2 separate regions of the Homo sapiens genome follow, and region 2 is linked to region 1. Evidence: chromatin loops called from intact Hi-C (ENCODE). Cell type or tissue: uterus. All regions are shown on one strand. Each heading gives the region's core, and the rest is flanking DNA. Links, peaks and the distances in the headings are about the cores only. Region 1 overlaps VPS9D1 (VPS9 domain containing 1). Region 2 holds the start of DEF8 (differentially expressed in FDCP 8 homolog).

What was found. Hi-C counts contacts between places; a loop is a spot of excess contacts. Peaks named below come from ENCODE experiments on the same cell type or tissue, not always from the same donor. Only the 100,000 strongest peaks of a DNase experiment are listed, where the experiment ranks them.
Region 2: it touches region 1 in a loop (5-fold over the local background); 3 of 110 quality-filtered maps call a loop at or near these places.

What each region holds. Positions count from the first base shown.
Region 1 is chr16:89,704,829-89,707,724 of GRCh38, reverse strand. It overlaps VPS9D1 (VPS9 domain containing 1), which reads left to right. Exons shown (of 15, transcript NM_004913.3): 15 at 1-591. Among named protein-coding and RNA genes, the nearest start is that of SPATA2L, 4.6 kb to the right of the region's middle. RefSeq lists enhancers at 838-1,338, 1,316-1,495. In uterus, for the core only: a CTCF peak has its summit at 1,619; a DNase peak (open chromatin) is centred at 1,574.
Region 2 is chr16:89,947,105-89,950,000 of GRCh38, reverse strand. DEF8 (differentially expressed in FDCP 8 homolog) reads right to left here and starts at 1,246. Exons shown (of 13, transcript NM_001242818.2): 1 at 1,187-1,246; 2 at 488-584. RefSeq lists a silencer at 1,117-1,216 and an enhancer at 1,897-2,236. In uterus, for the core only: a CTCF peak has its summit at 1,287; DNase peaks (open chromatin) are centred at 1,350 and 1,984; H3K4me3 peaks cover 1,962 bases; H3K27ac peaks cover 1,695 bases.

The sequences.
Region 1 (2,896 bases), core at 206-2,705:
CTGTGGTGTGCTCTCCAGCTCTTCACCTTCCTCACCTCACATCTGACCCTGGAGCTTGGGGTTGGCACCTCTGCCCCGACAGAATGGGGCTGAATCAGCTCCAGGAGGAACCAGGCCCTGCTCTCCTGTGTAGGCCTCAGAGAGGCCAAGAAGGGAAGCTTTGGGCTTCGGTGGGTGCAGGCTCAGCGATGAACATCTGGCTGGGGCAGCTCCTGGGGAGCATCAGGGAAGAGGGGGCCATGAGCCGGCCAGCAGTGGAGACGGCAGTCCAGTTTCTCTCCCCTCTGACCCCTAGAAGGGGAGTTGTAGCCCCATGAACTAGTTTCTTGTCTGGGTCAGGAACAAGGGCCGGCTGGGGCCTGGGGTGCAGCTGGTGTCAGGGTATGCTGTTTGCTGATGGGCAGGGACACCCCTGCAGGGTCTCGGGCTCTGAGCCCAGGACATTCCCTGCCCCTTACTCACCTTGGCTGTGGGCTGTGAACATTCCGGGACCCTGGGCATCTTATCTAGGTCCGTGCAGCCCAAGGGTCAGCCCTCTTGACTGTCACATGCTGCCCCCACCCAGCCTAAAATAAAGAGCTCACTGCTGTGCTTCGCCGTGTGGCTCCCTCAATCCCCACCCCACTGGCCAGGCAGCACAACCACCCCTGCTGCCCATGGCAGAGGCCGCTGAGGATGTGGGGGACGAGCCACAGCCCAGCCCCAAACCAAGCCTGGCCCAACCTCTTGAACATCTGCCAGCCTCCGAGACCCTCTGCATAGAAGCAGGGTCCTCTTGGGGCTGTGCCTGGCCAGGCAGGTGTGGGCTTCACCCTCTTGGACAGGAGAGCTCTGCAGGGCATCAGTGGGTGGGAAGGGTGGGGTGAGGCTGGGGTCCAGGTCATCACTGGGGACCTGAGCCCAGAGCAGTCACCCGAGGGTCTCAGGAATCATCGTTCTGTGCATGGCGACACACACATGCTCTGAGGTGCACAGAAGGCTGCCGGGCGTGGACAGCATCTGCCAGGGCGGTGTGGGCAGATCAGGATGGAGGGCTCTTCTGCAAGAAAGGCACCCCTGGCACCTTGAGATGCCATGAGGAGGCAGGTGGCAGGGCTGGTGGGGTGGGAGGTCCCAACCCTAGATGCTACCAGGAGCTGGCTGGGGGGCAGTGTTGCTGTTCTCAGGGAAACAGTCTTAAAAGCAGTAGCTGTGGACCTCGGTGGGATGCTCTGTGCTTGCACCCTGAGCAGGGGCTGGTTTACCCGCCAAGGACCCCATAGGGAGACAGAAGTGTCTCTCTGGGTGGGGCAGAGCTGGAGCATCTGCCCCAGCCCTCGATACGAACCCCAGCTGGCCACGGTGCCTTGGAGCTTGGGCTGCTCCGGCCTCAGCGTTGGTGTCTAGAAGATGGGATTTTAAAGTCCGCTTCATAGAATGGTGGAGATGAGCTGTGTCTTGAACAAATCCTGGCGTGGGAGCCCCTGCTGGCTTGGCATCGGGGCCACACCTGCAGCCTGCACACTGTGGGGGCCGGGAACGTCCTGGCTCAGCTGTATCCCTGGCGCTGAGACCCGGCAGACATGTTCAAGTGCTGCTGTTTGCTGTGCAGCTTTGCCCTCGCTGAGCCTGCAGCTCCCCCATAAGACAGGAATGAATAATAGCAGCTTCCTTTTAGAAATCCTACAAATGGCCGGGCGCGGTGGCTCACGCCTGTAATCCCAGCACTTTGGGAGGCCGAGGTGGGCGGATCACGAGGTCAGGAGATCAAGACCATCCTGGCTAACACGGTGAAACCCCGTCTCTACTAAAAATACAAAAAATCAGCCGGGCGTGGTGGCCCGCACCTGTAGTCCCAGCTACTCGGGAGGCTGAGGCGGGAGAATGGCGTGAACCTGAGAGGCAGAGGTTGCAGTGAGCTGAGATCGTGCCACTGCACTCCAGCCTGGACGACAGAGAGAAACTCCGTCTCAAAAAATAAAAATAAAATAAAAAGTAATGGCTGGGCGCAGTGGCTCATGCCTGTAACCCCAGCGGTTTGGGAAGCCGAGGCGGACGGCTCTTTTGAGGTCAGGAGTTCGAGACCAGCCCGGCCAACATGGCGAAACCCCGTCTCTACTAAAAATACATAAATTAGCTGAGCGTGGTGGCGGTAGTCCCAGTTACTCAGGAGGCTGAGGCCGGAGAATTGTTTGAACCTGAGAGGCAGAGGCTGCAGTGAGCCGAGATCACGCCATTGTACTCCAGCCTGAGCACAGAGCGAGACTCCATCTAAAAAAAAATAAAAATAAAACTATTCTGCATAAGCAGTGTCCAAATCATAACAAAAATCAAATGAAAAGTAAACAAGATGTAACCTTATATCCATTGGACCGGAGAAGATGAGGAAGCTGGACGATGCTGAGTACAGGAGGGGGAGGGAGCTCACGCACACTGTGGGGTGGACACGGCAGTGGCCCCAGGGGACCAGGTGCAGTCCTGGAGTCCAGGTAAGTGTGGACGGAACCTCCGACCTGGCAAGGCTGCTGCCGGTTTTAGAGGATGTATATGCAGTGGAGGCAATGGAGTGTCTGTCCCGGGAGGGCAGGGAAGGACGGAGAATCCACACGGCAGCTCATGGAGTGTCCATCCCCGGGCAGGAAGGGAGGGAGCCGTGAATGTGTACAGCCCACGTAGCCACCGCTGCCTAACAAACTACCCCAACTCAGGGGCTTAAATACTCAAGACGCCAGGCATGGTGGTTCACACCTGGAATCCCAGCACTTCGGAAGGCTGAGGCGGGGGGATCACTTGAGCCCAGGAGTTTGAGACCAGCCTGGGCAACATAGTAAGGCCCCCCTCTCTACTAAAAAGTTAAAAATTAGGCTGGGCACCGTGGCTCACGCCTGCAATCCCAGCACTGTGGGAGGCCGAGGTA
Region 2 (2,896 bases), core at 206-2,705, 240 kb before region 1:
ACGGGCAGGGGATGAATGAGGGGAGGCCGCTGGCCTCGCAGCCTTAGCTTCTGCTCACACAGACCTGGGGATGCCGGCCACAGTGGCCGACTCTGAGCAGAACGCCAGCCTGCCCCTCTCACCAGGCTCACCCCACCAGTTCTGCACCCAGATGTGGGACTTGGCCTCAGAAAGGAGCGGGCAGGAAGTGGAAGAGTGAAAGCAAGAGGTCTGGCCACCCCCTGCCCCTCCTCTAGAGCCCACTGCTCTCATCGGGGAGGACCCCACAACTTAGCAATGAAAGGAAGCCGAAGAAAGCCGGCGGGGTTCCGGGGCACGGAGGGACCCTGGGCCGAAGCTCAGGACACGCGGGATGCACGGACCTGGCCTCCCGCGTCCTGCCCGCGGCGTGACCACCAGGAAGCGGTGTCATCACTGCAGCTGCCACCCCGAGAACCTGAGAAGTCACCCCGGTGTGCGGAGTCAACAGCGTCCTGTCTGCCCATACCTGCATCGCCTGCCAGGGCCCAGGGGCTCGCAGGGACAGGATGGCCATTCCTCTAGGGCTGCTGGCCACGGAAGCCTGGCCGTGGGTTCGGCACCTGCTGCAGGGAGAAGCCACCCCAGCACTGTGCCTCCCCACCCACCACACCCGCGGGAGCTCGCCCGGTCTCCCGGGCTCCTCGGGGGCAGGTCTCTCCCACCCACCCGTTCCACCGAGGGGGAAACTGAGGCTCGGAGCAGCCCAGGGCGGGGGCACGGCCACGCGGGTCCCCTGAGCCGCCCGGGTGCTCCGCACGCAGCTGGTGTGGACGCCGGAGCAGCGGCGGCGTCCCCGGGGTGGGGCGGCCGAGGTCTCGAGGCCCCTGCGCCGGGCGGGCCGCCCTCCCAGCCCCGTCCCCGCCGGCCCCGACCTCGCCGGCCCCGTCCCCGCCGGCCCCGTCCCCGCCGGCCCCGTCCCTCCCAGCCCCGACCCCGCCGACCCCGTCCCCGCCGGCCCCGTCCCTCCCAGCCCCGACCCCGCCGGCCCCGTCCCCGCCGGCCCCGTCCCCGCCGGCCCCGTCCCTCCCAGCCCCGTCCCCGCCGACCCCGTCCCCGCCGGCCCCGTCCCTCCCAGCCCCGACCCCGCCGACCCCGTCCCCGCCGGCCCCGTCCCCGCCGGCCCCGTCCCCGCCGGCCCCGACCCCGCCGGCCCCGCGCCGCTCACCTGACCGCCGCCTCGCATCTGTCTCCCGGCTGCGCTGGATCCGCCCGGCCGCCCCGCTACGCTGGATCCAGCCCCGCGCTCGCTGCTGCCGCCTCCGGCGCGGAGGTTCATGGCACGCGGGTCGCGAGTCTGCGAGCCCCGGAGTCCGCCCGGCTGTTCCGCGGGCCTGACCTGGGGCTGCGCGTCCTGGGTTTCCTCTCATCGCAGAAGGCCTGTGGCTGAAACCCAAACCCCAACACGTTTAAAAAAAATGGGCGGGCGCGGCGGCTCACGCCTGTCATCCCAGCGCTTCGGGAGGCCGAGGCGGGCGGATCGCGAGGTCAGGAGATCGAGACCATCCTGGCTAACACGGTGAAACCCCGTCTCCACTAAAAATACGAAAAATTAGCCGGGCGCGGTGGCGGGCGCCTGTAGTCCCAGCTACGCGGGAGGCTGAGGCGGGAGAACGGCGTGAACCCGGGAGGCGGAGCTCGGAGTGAGCCGAGATCGCACCACTGCACTCCAGCCTGGGCGACAGAGCGAGACTCCGTCTCAAAAAAACAAAAAGGGTGGCTTTTAACACTTTTTTTAACCTCAGTGGTTGAGGAGGAAAAAGGAACAGAGAACCACCGTGTGCAGGTGCCGCCAGCCACCTGCAGGGCCCCGCGGGGGCTTCACGGCTGCAGAGGGAGGGACCCGGCGCGGCTCTACCCTCTTTACACAGGAGGACGCGCCACACTGCGCTCAGGAGGCTGCTCCATGCAGGCGCCGGGCAGCGGGACTTCGGAGGCAGCTGGTGTCCGCGGGCCCTGGCGTTATTCCTGCTTTCCCGTTGTTTACACACAGAGCAGGCCTGCTGCTCCCCGCCCCCGTATCCCTACTCTTAGGCTTCTCGCGTGGAAGATTCAGCTGCCCCCGCTTGTGCCCGCAGGGAGGAGCTGAGGACAGATGAAGGCCAGCATATGCGCCTGGTGCGCTTGCCCTGAGCTCGCGGGCTCAGTTTACCCTCCCTGCAGAAAGGTGTGGTTTTGGCTGCCTCTGGGGCTTGGTCCACTTTGTTCAGTGGGCATGGTGATGACAGTGCCAGTAACTGGAGGCCTCCCAAGTGGGAGCCACACACCACCTTGCAGAGACCAGCTCGGTCGGGGAGACCCTAACCCGGCAGCGCTAGAGGAACTAAAGACACACACACACAGAGATAGAGAGGTGTGGAGTGGGAAATCAGGGGTCTCACAGCCTTCAGAGCTGACAGCCTCGAACAGAGACTTACCCACGTATTTATTAACGGCAAACCAGTGATAAGCATTGTTTCTGTAGATATTAGACTAACTAAAAGTATCCCTTATGGGAAACGAAGGGATGGGCCAAGATAAAGGGATGGGTCTGGCTAGTTACCTGCAGCAGGAGCATGTCCTTAAGGCACAGATCGCTCACGCTATTGTTTGTGGCTTAAGAATGCCTTTAAGCAGTTTTCCGCCCTGGGTGGGCCAGGTGTTCCTTGCCCTCATTCTGGTAAACCCACGACCTTCCAGCGTGGGCGTCATGGCCGTCATGAACATGTCACAGTGCTGCAGAGATTTTGTTTATGGCCAGTTTTGGGACCAGTTTATGGCCAGGTTTTGGGGGGCGTGTTGCCAACACCATCTCATTTAACCCTACGGAAGCCTGGGGGCCAGCAGTCACCTACAGGACAGGCAACTCCATCGGCCCCCCCAAGGCCACATCGCTCAG